Linked DNA regions of Mus musculus: region 1 is linked to region 2. The links are chromatin loops, found by intact Hi-C in ENCODE. Cell type or tissue: gastrocnemius. All regions are shown on one strand.

What was found. Peaks named below come from ENCODE experiments on the same cell type or tissue, not always from the same donor. Only the 100,000 strongest peaks of a DNase experiment are listed, where the experiment ranks them.
Region 1: it touches region 2 in a loop (3-fold over the local background); 12 of 42 quality-filtered maps call a loop at or near these places.

The regions. Positions count from the first base shown.
Region 1 is chr17:31,256,704-31,264,703 of GRCm38, forward strand. Rsph1 (radial spoke head 1 homolog (Chlamydomonas)) reads right to left here. Exons shown (of 9, transcript NM_025290.4): 6 at 5,052-5,123; 7 at 2,085-2,244; 8 at 1,395-1,523. It also overlaps a transcript of Ubash3a not described here. Among named protein-coding and RNA genes, the nearest start is that of Rsph1, 17 kb to the right of the region's middle. In gastrocnemius, a CTCF peak has its summit at 3,336 (motif pointing left); a DNase peak (open chromatin) is centred at 3,948; H3K4me3 peaks cover 2,099 bases; H3K27ac peaks cover 6,502 bases.
Region 2 is chr17:31,488,640-31,496,639 of GRCm38, forward strand. Wdr4 (WD repeat domain 4) reads right to left here. Exons shown (of 11, transcript NM_021322.2): 11 at 5,683-8,000. Among named protein-coding and RNA genes, the nearest start is that of Wdr4, 20 kb to the right of the region's middle. In gastrocnemius, no CTCF peak of the experiment used is centred here; a DNase peak (open chromatin) is centred at 4,025.

The DNA.
Region 1 (8,000 bases), 230 kb before region 2:
TTTCCAAAGGTCAGGGCGGCCACTGCTCTAAGTGCCCACGGCATCCTGCAGGCATTGTACCCTCAAGGAGTCGTTCTTACCGGCTTACGGGATGAGAGGAGAAAGGTGAGCAGTCCACCAGAGCTTGCTCAATGGACCCTGCCTCTTAGGTGTGTTCTTACACTGTTCACATCAACTATCTCCGGAAGAGCCTAAGGCCACCTCTGCGTTCCTACGAGCTACATAGAAAACTAGTTTTGCCTGGTTTTGTTTCAGGTTTTTTTTTTTTTTAAGAATAGGAAATAGGGCGGGAGAGATGGCTCAGCAGTTAAGAGCACTGACTGCTCTTTCAAAGGTCCTGAGTTCAATTTCCAGCAACCACATGGTGGCTCACAACCATCTGTAATGGGATCTGATGTCTTCTTCTGGTGTGTCTGAAGACAGCTACAGTGCACTCATATAAATAAATAATATATTTTTTAAAAAAGGAAATATGTTCACTCTTAATTTGTAATCAAAATCTAGTTTAAAGGGGGCCCTGTGATAATTTGAATGAAAATGCCCCCTCGGGCTGAAGAGATAGCTCAGTGGTTAAGAGCACTGACTGCTCTTCTGAAGGTCCTAAACCCAGCAACCACATGGTGCTCACAAACATCTGGAATGAGATCTGATGCCCTCTTCTGGTATGTCTGAAAACAGCTACAGTGTACTTACATATAATAAATAAATAACTAAATCTTAAAAAAGAAAATAGCCCCTTATAGGCTCATAGGGAGTGGCATTATTAGTGGGGTGTGGCCTTGTTGGAGGAAGTGAATTAATGGGGGCAGGCTTTGAGCCTTCAGAAGCTCACATGGGTACCAGTGTCTCTCTCTCTCTCTCTCTTCATGCTGCCTGCCCATCCAGATGTAGAACTCTTGGCTCCTTCTCCAGTACCATGTCTCCTTGTGCGTCACCATGCTTCTGGCCATGATGCCAAGGACTGAGCCTCTGAACTGTAAGCCTGCCCCAATTAAACGCTTCCCTTCATAAGCGTTATCGCGGTCATGGTATCTCTTCACAGCAATAAAGCCCCAACTGAAACAAGCCCTAATCCCTGCTCTCGGTGGATCGCAGAGGGGTAAGCTTCCAGTTTGTCCCCCTAAACCATGTTGGCAGATGTGACTATTCCCTGCCACGTCTAGTTTTCTCCCTCTTGGGATAATGTAGAGGACCAGTCACACCAGGCCAGTCCCTGCAGAGGTCAGGATCAAGTGCAGACAAGCTGGACTTTATGAGAATCTATGCTGGTCTCTCCAGGCTCACTCAGGTCCCTCAGACTGGCCGGAGGATAGTTCGGTAGAGGAGGGAGAAACCTGCTCCTTCTAAGGTACCTCACACTAGCCCCGCCAACTCCAAAGGGTGTGCTTTCTTACCCTGGTCTATGTCGTAGCTGTTCTCCTGGCTCTCCTGCCTGAACGTGTCTACGTCTTCATCGGCCCCCCTCGGCTCCAGCTCGCCCTCAAAACCTTCTGCCTGGATGTCTTCTGAGGGGTCACCCACGCCTGGGATGAAGACAGCAGCGGCAGATAGAATGAGATCACCAGAGAACATGAGTGCAGGTCTGTGTGTCGAGTGGTCCTCCTGGTTTGCCCAGCAATGTCTCCTGTGCTTTCGAGCATGGCCCCCTTTCCCACCCCACCCCCCACCCCCCACGCTCCAGCCCAGGCCTGGCCATCAGATCACCCTGACCTGTCTCCAGACTTTCTTGGCAAAGCCACAGTAAAACGGATACAGAGAAATGCAACCTTCTTCCAACAGGGACACCTGATCCCATTTGCTGTCGGCTGCCCAACCCAAGTCACTCCCACGGCCAGGCGATAACTCTGACTATTAGAGAATCCCCCAGGGTTCCTGGGGCCTGCATCTTAGCAGGACATGTCTTCCATCTAGTTGATCTTTGTTCTCCTCCTCTACTCCCTGGGAGAGTCTCATCCCCTTATAACATCCTGCACCCCAACTGACCCACTGGCCATTTCCCAGAGGCCCCAGCTACACCAGGCCTGGGAACAGGTGTGTATGGTGCTTGCCCCAGGGCGACCCTGACAAGCATGGGGTGTCTGTACCAGTAAGTCCCTGCGGTTCCTCCTGGCCTTGGCCCTCAGGGGGAGGCTGCTCCTCGGAGAGGGTTGGAGTCCACAGGGCCAATTCTGTGATGTTGAGAGCTTTCCATTTTGGAACGATGTTCACTAATGTCTCTTCCTCCTCCTCCTCTTCTCCTCTTTCCTATTTTAAGGCAAAAAAAAACCCATCTGTATTGCCGTCATTTGGTCTGGGATACTAAATGACAACCGGGGGTGGGGAGGGGGTGCGGGGGGAGGGGCTGGGGGAGGTAGTCAGAATTCCAAACATCTGCTTGGCTGCTCAGAAATGAATTCTTCCATTTTCGTTCCATAGGTTCTCAGTGCCTTCACCCATAGGGTGAGACAAGTATTCAAGGAGAGGGGTAACCAAGCCGGCCCTGCATCAGAGTCACTCAGAATGCTCTCTGAAACACACACGCTTCTCACTTGGCCAGTTGGGAATAGAAACTAATAATTTGCGTAGGTTCCAGGTCAGGATTGCAGACTGGTCATTTGCATAGGATCCCAAGTGACCCCTGAGGCTGCTGAGCCAGGAACTATACTCAGAGACTATCCCCAAAGGGGCCCATGTGCTCTGGCACTAGCTGACTTTCCCCAGGTGGTGGGTGACCCTTCTTTCAGCTGCTGGCAATCCACAACTGATAGCTCAGAACCTGGGTGCCTCCCATGGATGTGACCCCCCCTCCCATCAGCAAAGCCTCAGCACTGCACCACCCCCATCTCCCACACCTGCTGCACGGCCCCTGGTTCAGGCAGGTCCCAGCTTCAGAGACGTCACAGCACTGGTCACCTCCTGTTTCTAGCCAATCCTGGTTCTTCCGCAGTTGACCCTCCTCAGGTCAACTCCCAATAAACTCTGTGTGTGTGTGCCTCAGAGTGTTGTAGTTGACCTTCTCAGAGTGATGAAACAAACTATGCCCCACTCCCAAAACTGTGACCTTGTCCTAGCCCCCCAGGACCTTAGAGCATGACCTATTATTTGAAGATTAGGTGGTCCATGTAAAAATGAGGTCCTACTATGTGTGGTATTTTAGTTCCTTTTGCGTAGCTGAGACAAACTACCTAAGGGAACAGCTTAAAAGAGGGAAGGGGTATTTGACTCAAGGTTTCAGAGGCTCAGACCGTCATGGTGGAACAGTTTACTGCACAGTCCATGGGAAACAGGGATGGGAACAAATCGGAAAGGACCAAGGGAGATGCAGCACCCTGAAATATCGCCCCCTGCTGATGGTTTCTCCAATTAGGTCCCCACTTCTACAGTTTCCAGCATTCACCTCATGAGATGGGGGTGGGAGGACAGAGGGATGGATACTTTTCCTTTAAGCCAAAACATCTGGGAACATTTGTGGGATGTGCTGGGGAGACTCCCTTTAAGTGGAAAGAAAAGAAAAGAAAAGAAAAGAAAAGAAAAGAAAAGAAACAAAACACTGAGGTTGCAGAAACCTTGGGGAGGGAGGGAAGGGGAGAGGAGGGAGGGAGAGAGGGAGAACATTCATGTAACTCATGTTTGCCACATTATCACTGTTTCATTTTATTTTATTAATTACTATTGCTAAGTCTCCTCTTTATTGTGCCTGAGATTAAACTCTGTGGTCCAGTACTATCTACTGCACCAGGAAAGTCAGGATAGTCCTGGGAGAGTCAGCTTACAATACAGTTCCAGTTCCTAGTTCACTAGGAAGGGAGCTGGTTCAGGGACCAAGGAGAAAAAAAAAAAAAAAAAAAAAAAAAAGCACAATTTGATACTTTCTGATACTTTCTCTGGCCAGGCTCAGCCTGGCTCCTAAAGCTTCTGACTGGGGCTGGGCTGTGCCAGGGCTTGGCTGTGCCCGGGCTTGGCTGTGCCATTAGGTTCAGCTGAGGTAAGGCTGGCCCCGCCCACTCTGCTGAATCCTGACTCAGAAAGGTCAACTTCCAGAGCAGTGGTTCTCACCCTTCATAACGCCGCAACCCTTCAACACAGGTCCTCATGTTGCGGTGATCCCCCTCGACCATACAATTATTTTCGTTGCTACTTCACAACTGTTAACTTTGCTGCTGTAATGAATCGTAACTGTAGAGAGCTGACTTGCAGGGTAGCTGATATATGGCCCCTGTGAAAGTTTCGTTGGCCCCCTGAAGGAGTCTCAATCTACAGCTTGAGAACTGAGATGCTAGCCAGAACCTACGCATGTTCTTGATCGCTTGGGCTTCCTCACTGTCTCTAAAGCACTTCTTCCTTGTCATGGCGGGGTCGCGGGGGTGGGGGTGGGGGGGGCCTATGCCAGCTTAGCTCAAACTTTTGTTTTTGTTTTGTATTGTTTTTCCTTTCCTTCTTCCATTCTACTTCTCTGGGAAAAACAGCTGAGGTTTACAGCTTGCTTGCCCTGGGGCATTTGTTTGTTTGTTTGAAAAAACTCTAATAAAATTGTCCGTAGTCACTAAAAAAACAAACAAAAACAAAACTTCTTACAACAGGAATAAGGCAAAGGCTCAGAGGTAGTACTAGGACCAGGAAATTTTTACTAAACCTCATTACACCCAGGCAGTCGCCAGGCATTGACACATCAAGAGCTCACACATGGACAACCCCTTCACACAATCCTGTACCCTGAGAATGGCTACACTGTTGCCAAACAGAGAAGAGCAATCGGCTATTAACGCCCATGCTCAGTGTAGCAAAGGAACTTATTAACTAACTAGGCTTTAAGAGCAGGCCACCCTTGGGACTTTTGTGATCAGCCACCTGACGTCGGTACAGATGGTTAACAGTGTTCAGATGCCATTCTGGGACTGACACCTGCCGGAACTCAGGGTTAGACTGTTCCCAGCCACAAAATCAAGCTCTGACCCCCGAAGCCATTGTGAAATGACATTGACCACTTTGGCAGTTGGGCTGTCTGCTGGGATCAATATGAGTGAGCAGATATTTATTTAACCCTTGAAAGCAGATGCAACAAGTCCACTTACCGTATCTGTGAGGCGATATTCACCGTGCTGTTCGCATCCAATATCAAATACGTACTTTCCAGGGCCCACAGGCTAGGGGGAGAGAGGGATTCAACGCACTTTATTCTTCAGAAATTCTTTTGTTGTTGTTTGTTTTTTTGTTTTTTTGAGACAGGGTTTCTCTGTGTAGCCTTGGCTGTCCTGGAACTCACTTTGTAGACCAGGCTGGCCTCGAACTCAGAAATCCGCCTGCCTCTGCCTCCCGAGTGCTGGGATTAAAGGCGTGCGCCACCATGCCCGGCTCCAGAAATTCTTCTGAACAGAAAGCAACAAAACACTTCCCAAGCACCGTGCCCAGAAAGCCCACCCCGAATGACCTCACTGTGCACAGTCTGAGAGGGTTGCAGAATGGTTTTGTCGACTGACAGCTAATGGGGAGGTCTTACTGCTTTATCAAAGGAAAGAGGAATGCATCCACTTTAGAACCCATAAGAAATCTGCCAGTCGGGCATGATGGTGAACGCCTTTAATCCCAGCACTCGGGAGGCAGAGGCTACAGAGTGAGTTCCAGGACAGCCAGGGCTATACAGAGAAACCCTGTCTTGAAAAAACCAAAAAAAAAAAAAAAAAAAGAAAGAAAGAAAGAAAGAAAGAAAGAAAGAAAGAAAGAAAGAAAGAAAGAAATCTGCGTCTATGGGCAGACTCACTAGAGAGGGGCTGGCTACCAATGCTTTGGTATGCTTGTACCAGCACTGGATTTAGTGCAAAGCACCTTTTAAAAACTATTTACTTAGAGTGGGGGCAGGGTGCCCGAGTCGAAGCCCATATGTGTCAGTCAGAGGACATCTTGCAGGACTCCGTTCTCTCCTTGTCACATTCAAGTCGGCAGGCTTGACATCAGACACCTTTATCCACTGATCCATTTTACTGGGCCCCATGAGGTTTTCAGTTTTTTGTTTTGAGTAAAAACCTCGTCACAATTACACTGACACCACTTTGACTTAAAAACCTGGCGTGAACCTAGCCTCAGATTTACAAATTCCCCCCCCACACACACACATTACCAACTGTCAACCTGACATTTGATTTCACCTAAGACCAGGAATTATAATGTGCCCAACTCGGATACTGATGTTGACTGTTGCTATGCCAACACTCTTGTTGTGTTTTGAAACTATGTCTCCCTCCACAGCTCAGGCTGGCTCAGAAGTCTCTTTGGCGCTGGTCTCAGCAGAGTCTGCAGACCTACACCGCCACACTGAGCTTTCGATTTTCTAGTCATTATGCTGTTTCTTATGAAATTAAATCTATTTTTTTTTCTTTTCAATTCTGTTGAAGGGCTCTTTCCCTCATTTCTGCATTGGCAGACAGTCACCTATTTTGATTCGTTTTAGAAGGTCCATGGTCAATTTTAAAAATATTCCTTCCAGAAAATACCTTTCTCCCTTTGCTGAAGGACAAACCAATTTTACCGACTCCCTAGCCCTTTTATAAAGTGCTAAAGCACAATGAAGACTTTGAAAAATACAATGTTAGCCGTTCCCTTAGCTGGGAGTTGACAGAAGCATCTGTTATCATCTGTATCCCTCCCAGACTTTGCCCAGCAATGTGATTTGGGTTTACCTAGTTATCTAGTTTCTCAGTTTGTTATTGCCCCTCACTTCTTCATTAGTCTTCAGGGATGTCCTAGTGAGACGTTCAACAACTTCATCTCCTTCTGGCCTACCTTCCATCTCCATCCTGCCTCATCCTGTTTTAATGGCTTGCCAGCAAGGACAGGGATGAGGGAAAATATCTGAGAAAGAAACACTAACTAGCCAAGCAGTGGTGGTGCACACCTTTAATCCCTGCACTTAGGAGGCAGAGGCAGAGGCAGGTGGATTTCTGAGTTTGAGGCCAACCTGGTCTAGTGAGTTCCAGGACACCCAGGGCTATACAGAGAAACCCTGTCTAAAAAAAAAAAAAAAAAAAGAAAGAAAGAAAGAAAGAGAAAAAAGAAAAGAAAGAAACACTAGTGCTAAGGGGGTGAAAGATGCCTGACCCCACCCGTAACCATGGAAACACAGTTTGGGGGGTGGGAGACAAGACTGCAGGAGATTCGGGGGAGGAGGAAAGCAATGAAGACTCAGGCTCTGTTGTTGGTGAGGGGGCAAATTGATGCAGCCTTTCAAGACAATGGGCGGTGTTTTTGGTGTTTCAAAGTGTCAGCCCTTTACACTCCGCTGCCCCATTATCTAGCTGTGATGTCTCATCCACACAGATGACAACACACCTGTGATGAAGGAGCCTCAACCTAAGAAGTGCCTGCTTCATCAGATTGAACCATGGGCTGTGCTCTTAACTGTTAGTAGATGTAAGACTGGTCGGAATCCACTGTGGGCAGAACTATCCCTAGGCAGTTGGGCTAGAGCTGTATAAGAAAGGCCTGGCCTGAGAACAAGACAGTAAAGTGTTCCTCCAGGGTCTCTGTTTCAAGCTCCTGCCCTGCTTCAGTGCCTGAGCTGATTTCCCTCAAAGGCGGACTTCGGCCTTTTAAAAGGAAATAAACCCTTTCCTTCCCAGGTTGCATTTGGTCATGGTGTTTAACACACCACAACAGGAAAGTAACCAGGACTCTAGCCTATGTAAATGCATTTATCAGAAGACAAAGCAACAACGAACTTAAGTAAAAAGTCTTATTGTCTTTCATTCTGGAGGTGGGTACCACCTGTCTGTAAATCGGCCATTGTTTCCAGGTGAGGTGAGTGGAGGGGGCAGTGATTAACAGGGGAGCCAACAAAAGCAGAAACACGAACCAAATGTGGATTAGGCCCATTCAAAGTTCCTTGCCCTGCAAGGGTCAGAGCAGAGGGGATGCCCTCACCCTGCACCTGGAAAATCAGCTAGGGGGGATTCGGTTTTTTAGGGCAGATGGCTGGCTTGTGATGTAGAACTGAATGAACCACTAAGCCAGGGCAGGAGCTCTGTTTA
Region 2 (8,000 bases):
CTAAAAGCAACCCTGACCTACAGCAACTTAAGGGAGAAAGAGGTTGGGGGTGACCAACACTCGGAGGCAAAGTCAATGATTTTGGTCAGCTTCCAGATCCTTCAAGAGCCCAGCCATCTAGCCCTGACCTTGCCTCAGGGCCATTCCACTGACTGCAGATCCTGTCTTCCCTGGTGTATTTTGGTGACAGTGTGAAGTACTGCATTCGGTGTGACTACATACCTCTGCCATCATGGGTCTATAGCACAATTCCTTTATGAAGATGGCCAGAGCTATTGTGTCTCGCAAGGTCCCCAGAAAGAGCAGAAAGCCACCAGGTTTAACACTCAAGTACGATGAGATAGTGTAAAATATCTCATTAATTTTATATCAATTGTCTATTGAAATGAAAGCACTTTGGCCATGTTACTTTAATTAAAAAGCTTATTAATTTCTCCCGAGCTCTGGCTGTTTAATATGGTTCTGAGAGCATTCAGTCACACGGTGGCTGGCATTTATGGTCCAGGTCCTTTGCATATCAGATAGCATTATGTTATGTACACAGCCGGCAACTTGGGCGGGGGGCCAGGGAGTACGGGAACACAGGCAGGTTTCAATATGGGAAAGGGGAAACTGAAGTAGGGTGACCCTAGCCAGAAGATATGACCAGATGGGAAGAGAGCAGATGTGGATTTGACCCTCAGCTAGCCACGGGGGGTGGGGGTGGGGTGGGGGGTGGCACACCTAAGATGAAATTGGGGAAGTAGACAGAGTGAAAGCAGATACTCCTCTCCCTCCTCCCCTCGCTCTCCCCCTCCTCCTCCAAATCCCTCTCTTCCTCTCCCTCCTCTCCTTCCTCCCCCTCCTCTTCCTCCTTTCCCCCTCCTCCATCTTCATTGTCATCTTCTTTAAATTTTCTTTTTTTTAAAGATTCATTTATTATTATTCATTAGTACACTGTAGCTGTCTTCAGACACACCAGAAGAGGGTGTCCGATCTCATTATGGGTGGTTGTGAGCCACCATGTGGTTGCTGGGATTTGAACTCAGGACCTTTGGAAGAGCAGTCAATGCTCTTAACTGCTGAGTCATCTCGCCAGCCCTATCTTCTTTAAATTTTACATGTATGGATGTTTTGCTTTGCGTGTATGCCTGTGTACGGCATGTCTGTCTATGTACAGTGTGAATGCTTGGTACTTGCTGAGGTCTGAGAAGGATGCTACATCAGCTGGAACTGGACTTACAGATGGTTATAAGCCACCACATGGGTGCTGGGAACTGAACCCAGGTCCTTTCAAAGGACTACAAGTGCTCTTAACCACCGAGCCAACTCTCCAGCCCTCCGAGTTCTATTCATTATTCATGTATATCAGGGCTGTTGGCCCTCTGCATCAAGATGCCAGCCTTTTGGTCTGGGGCAGATGCAGCCTCAGACTTCTGATATGTGCCCAAGCCTGATGGCATCCAGAGATGTGTTCCTTCGGTAGCTACAGCTTCTGGGGACATGTCAAAGTCTTAGTTTTGTAATTGTCTGTTTCAAAAATGGACAAGCTAACAGCTAGTCGCCGAGAGCTACTCAGCTTTCATTTCGCAGGTAAGAAAACAAGCTCGTGTCCCGTGGCTTTCACGGGAGACCATCTCTCCGCCCGGCCCTCCTTCCTGTTCCATGCTTGCCAGCTAGCCACGTTAAAGCAAGAGTGAATGGAGAGAGCTAGCTCTCATAACGTCATCCTGAGGAACCATGGGCAAATCTGACAGTGTGACTGAAAGTATCTGTATTAAAAGAACGTACTTAGAGGCTGGGAGGCTCTGTGGATGAAGTGCCAGCTGGGCCAGCCTAGCTATCTAAGTTTGAGTCCCCAGAAGCCAGGTGTGAGCCACGTACAGCAGTGCACACGTGTGTAACCCCAGCCTGCCTCTACTGGGAAGATTGGTGACAGACACTCTGGAAACTCAAGAGCCAGCTCAAGCACAGAAAGCAACCTTGAACCAAGACACCCTGAGTCAAACAACACAGAAGACCAACACCCAAGATTGTTACTGACCCCTGTTGTGAGACTGTTCCTGGGAAATGTGAACGGATGGCTCTGCACCCCAGAAGGGGTACCAACAGCAACCCAAAGTAAGGAAGGACACCACCAAAGCCATCATGGTGAGCCGGTGAGTTTGATTGGGGTTACTGCAGGAGCAGAAATGACTCAAAGACAGCTGCATCACCGAAGCCCACATCCAGCATGGGTGAGTCTTGAAATCTGCAGTGTGCTGCACAGCCTGCAAGCAGCTTGTCAGGGTGGAGACTGTCTCCTGTGGTCAGTTTAGGAGATCTGAGCCTATGCAGGCATCTTTACTGATGCCTGTTTCTTCCAAGAGATTTCTCTGGCCTGAGCCTCTTCTGGTAAGCTCAGGTTGTCTGACCATGTCTGTCAGCAGCCCTTATAGGTTATAAATCTTTGAGGGGCAGGGCTCAAGACAGGGTTTTTCTGTGCAGCTCTGGCTCATTCTGTAGACCAGGCTACCCTCATACTTAGAGATCAAGCTGCTTCTGCCTCTTAAGTGCTGGGATTAAAGGTGTGCGCCACCACTGCACAGTTAGTCCTTATAAGTTATATGCTGGGAAAGGTAGAGGCCTAGTATATCTGGTCAGTTTCAGGGACTTCCTGAAACATTGCTTACTTCCTTAAGGAGTATCCCTGCAAACACACACACACCTAAATAGAGACACACAGAAGTACCCATACACACACACACACACACACACACACACACACATATATATATATATAAACACACAGAAACACTCACATATAACACACAAAAACACATACATACACACACAAATAGACACACAGAAACACACACATACACATATATAGATACACAGAAACACACATACACATGGAGAGAGAGAGAGAGAGAACATCTGGTGTTGTAAGCAAGCTTCCTCTAAGACAGAATGTTTTATCTTCAGGAAATTGCTACACAAAACCTCTCCATTTTGGAGAAGCATGTCTCTAGAAAGCTCCATCACACAATGGAACACACTCACACACATACACAGAAACAATCAGAAACTTTTAAGGTATGTACACCCACAAATACACACATACTCCCTCCCTGTCTCTCCCCTTTCTCCCTCTCCCTCACAACCAATCCCCAGGAAAAGATGTAGAGATGACACAGATGATGGAACAAGCGGAAGTCCTCGCACATCCCAGTGCACACGATGAATTTAAAGCTTTACATTACGATTGCTGGAGAAATGGAAGGCTTAGGTCAAAACTGAAAGACAGAAAGCCTTCACCTTGAGCAGCGGTGTTTTAGATGCCACAAGGGCAGGCCAGTCAACTGAAATCTACCCAACCTGAGGCACAGCAGAAAAGGAAACCTGAAGGTAAGCCAGGAGCAGAGGCTTGGAAGTCACCAAAGCAAGCCAGCCACACTGGCAAACTCAGCCAGAGTCAGAGCTACAGAAATAGATAGGAGCTGGGGATGTCCCATGCTTGACAAAAATGTTACCTTCAACAATAATCAGGAAACCCCAAATAGACACACACACACACACACACACACACACACACACACACCATACACACAGAGATTAAACCACAGAAAACAAATGATCAAGGAAAAGCTTCAAGCCAGGCAGTGGTAGTACACACCTTTAATCCAGCTTGAGAGGCCGAGATAGGCGGATCTCTGAGTTCGAGGCCAGCCTGGTCTACAAAATGAGTTCCAGGACAGCCAGAGTTACACAGAGAAACCCTGTCTCGAAAAACAAACAAAGCAGCAGGACACCCTATTCTCAGTGTATACCCACCATCACAGGGTAGGTGACAGGCACAAAGAAGTCCTGAGCCTAGATGCTGAGGACCCTGAGCATCCTGTGTGCTGGAAGTGGCCATGTCACATGGGATGGTGGGACTGTCAAAGAGCTGACAACCAAGACCCACATTGGAATCCCTTCAACTAAGAGCTCTGGCAGTCACTGCAGGCAAGCAGACAGAAGCCCAGAAAAGGCAGCACTTAGAAGCCAGAGCCCCGTCATCCTTGGTGTGACTCTTGCTCCCTCTAGTGGCAGATCTGAGCTCCGTGGCTGCAAGCAAAGAAGAAAACCTTTGTGGGGTGGGGTCCATCTCCAGGATAACAAAGCAAAGCAGGGAGGGTGCTAAGGAGCTGAGGGATGAGACTCTGAGAGCTGACAGTACATAGCAGGCCAGAAGCAAGGCAGTAAAGCCTAGGGGAAGGAAAAAGACTGTAAACTCACAATCTGGAACTGTATCCAAGAAACGAACTGTCTTAGTCAGGGCTTCTATTCCTGCACAAACACCATGACCAAGAAGCAAGTTGGGGAGGAAATGGTTTATTCGGCTTACACTCCCATACTGCTGTTCATCACCAAGGAAGTCAGGACTGGAACTCAAGCAGGTCAGGAAGCAGGAGCTGATGCAGAGGCCATGGAGGGATGTTCTTTACTGGTTTGCTTCCCCTGGCTTGCTCTTATAGAACCAAGACAACCAGCTCAGAGATGGTTCCACCCACAAGGGGCCTCTCCCCCTTGAACACTAATTGAGAAAATGCCTTACAGTTGGATCTCATGGAGGCATTTCCTCAACTGAAGCTCCTTTCTCTGTGATAACTCCAGCTGTGTCAAGTTGACACAAAACTAGCCAGTACACGAACAGAAGCAATTAAATGGGCTGTCAAGACAGGAGCTCAGAGCTACACATCTGATCAGAGTAGACTGTGAACTTAAAACTGGAATAAAAGCCAGGTGTGGTGATGCAGATGGTTTTAATTCTAGCCTTGGGAGGCAGATCTTTGGGGGTTTGAGGCTAGCCTGGTTTGTTATACAGAGAAATCCTGTCTTGAAAAACAAACAAGAGGCAGGCAGATTTCTAAGTTCGAGGCCAGCCTGGTCTACAAAGTGAGTTCCAGGACAGCCAGGGCTATACAGAGAAACCCTGTCTCGGGGGGGGGGGGGGGGGGAGAAAGAAAGAAAGAAAAAAAGGAAAAACAAACAAAAAAGGTGAAACAAAACCAGGAGCGTTTTGGAAAATTTTGAGAAAATCTTCAAGATCTAGGATTGGAGGGAGAATTCTCACACTGCACCAAATGGAGTCCAGGGGGTTGGAGAGGGCACGTGGAAAGTCTACTACAATATCCACTTATTCAAGGGACTTGCATATCTGCAGAAGATGGGGTCTTGCTATCCTGGAAGTGCTAGAATCTCCTACAGACATTGAGGGATACCTCTGTACCCTACAGAAATGCTTCCCTGTGGAACTCAAATGCTCACAACAGCGGGCCAACACTTTTAAACCATCCAGTGCCTGTGGGTAGAGCAAACTAGTATCTTCATAGCTGGACCACTTAAGCCACATGCAATGTGTACATCTCAGAGATCAGCAAAAGCACCCGAGCTCAGGAGCGTAGGCAGAGGCCAGTCTGCCCACCAGTGTTGGTAGGCGAGTACAGGGGAGTGTGGAGTCCCAGCAACAAATGCCCTGTTCCCGAGGGCACCTTCACATGTGAATACAAGTGGTGACACTGTAGCATGTCATTTTGTATGCACTTCAGCTGTGTGCCACACGACCTCCCATCATACTGAGACAAAACTTTGACCACCACCAGATGGATTGAATCAGTGAGAGGTGGGGCAGAGCGCAAGGAATCTCTCTCAAAGCAAGACACAGAGACAACGTGGTAATGAGGAATGAAGATACAAGTTTAATGAGGCAGGGGGTTTAGGGGAGTACAGGGGCCAAACTAACTAAACTGACAAAGGAGAGAGCTGTGTGCACTGATCTGGATGGGAACGGTCCCCAGTGTTGGAGATGTTTAGAAGGATTAGGACTTAGGGCCTTGTTGATGTGTCATTGCCAGTGTGTCCGGCCTGCCTCCTGCTTGTGGAAGATGGGAGCTCTCAACTGGGGCTCCAGCCTCCCTTCCACCAGCATGGCCCCCAACCCTCTGGAACTGCAAGGCCAGTCAATCTCTCTCATATAAATTGCCTTGGTGTCTTATCAGAGACTGGTGGGCAGCCTTTTGGGAACGACCCTGGCAACTGGGCATCCCAGTGGAAGTGGGGAGCTGCTGCTGGAGGTGGAGGCATCCTGACACAAGCTGAAATCATAGCATGAACTGCCCAGGTCAGACTGGCCTAAAACCAGGTAAGACACAAATCCCCTTAAATAAAAGTGTAGTCCCAATAAAAATGGGACTCCACACACCCTAATATGGAAGAAATTTCTGGAACCACATGAAGTGTAGGCATGTGGACTAGCCTACTAGCTAGCAGGGTCCTGTAAGCATAATGCTATGTACCCAACCTACAGGCATTAAGGCCCCTGAAAGTGGGACCAATTAACAGGCTCCGAAGCTATGCCTAAGGGACCAGGAGCCACTGCAGGCCCCAGGGCCAGGAAAGCCAGAGCCAGATGGTAGGACATGGAGGCCCAACACCCTCCTCTACCCCACCCTTAGTGCTTCCACTGGCTACACTCACACAAGTAAGTGGACCCTGGGACATGCACAGATGTCACTGTGGCATAGGACAATCATGAACACTGGGGCTTGAGAAAAGTGGAGACAGGACTGGGATTGTTGGGGTGGGCCTGCCTGCTGCTCACTATGCTGTTTGGCTCTGTGACTCACCAGGACCTTAGGAATAACCCCACCATGAAGGCCACCATCTCTCCTTTGACACAAGGACTCCCCATCACTGTCTGTGTGGCTGTCTCAGAGCCTACAAGGCAGACACCAGGGACTTCAGATACCCCTCGAGTCTCTCAGCTCCTTGCACTGACCATCCGGCCATGACGGCCCTGTGAGGACTGGTGCTTTGCAAGCATGGGCTCTACCTGGCTCGCAGGCTACGCATGACCAGAGGACTGAGCGAATGCAGCACTGGCTCAGCAAAGCTGTATTCCTGGGCCCTCAGACTTCTCTCATTTATCTCCGACTAGTTAGGACCCAGCCCACAGCCCAGTTGGCACATCCATGTCTCCAGGGACCGACCACACATCCCAGCATCCAGAACACGTGACATTAGCTCCTAGACAGAGGTGAGCACCCTGCTCCGTGAACACCACCCATTCGACTGATAGCTGCTTGTGGCCACAAGACTATTTCTACTGCGTGTGGAGGCCAGACGATGACACTGGGCATCTTCCTCGACTGTTCATCTTGAGACAGGATCTCACAGAGCCCAAAATGTCACTGTTTAGGCTAGGCTGCCTCAGTCTGCAGCTCCAGTATTAGGGTTACAGTTATGCTAGGCTATGGCCTTCCTTTGTTCTGTATGTTTGGGTGGTACCTAAACTCGGGTCTCATCTCCCCAACCCAAGACGGTCTCTGCTGCAGCTCGTCTGGGAAATAGCACGAGAATAGACAGAGCTGGACAACACCCCTCTCTAACCACCAAGAGCCATGTCATTTGAAGAGCATACACACATTGAATGTCTTAAGATCAGCTATGGAGGCTGCTGCTGAACATTCCAGAAAGCTATGCAAAGTTTGTCTTTATTGATGCTGTGATTTCTGTTCATTTCCTTCTGTTCTGCAGTGTATGCAGAGTTCAGAGCAACAGAACCACGAGGTCACCATCATTCCCTGTAAAACAAGGCTGGCCTGGCAAGGTCACACCCTCAGAGCCCCAAAGCTTGCTCAGTCTGCTCAGCCCAGCCCAGGAGTGCGAACAGCACCAACTGAATCTGCCTCAAAACAGCAAGCAGCTACAGAGCCATACAGAGCTCCACCTGGAGAGCCCCCGGCAATGATGTGAAGGCAGGTCCTGTCCTGCAGGTCTCCCTAGAGCTCCCCAGGGACGACACTGTGGGCCCCGACAGACATGCGTGGTGCTGTGGGCCAGTGTATCCTTCAATGTGAAGGTGCTTCCACACAGCTCTAGACTCTTAGCTAAGCTAACACCACCTGCCTTCCCTGCAACCCGGCAGGAGCCTGTTCTCAGTGACAAAGGCAGACTCTGGAGATCAGGGACTGTTGAGCTAGTGGTAGGGACTG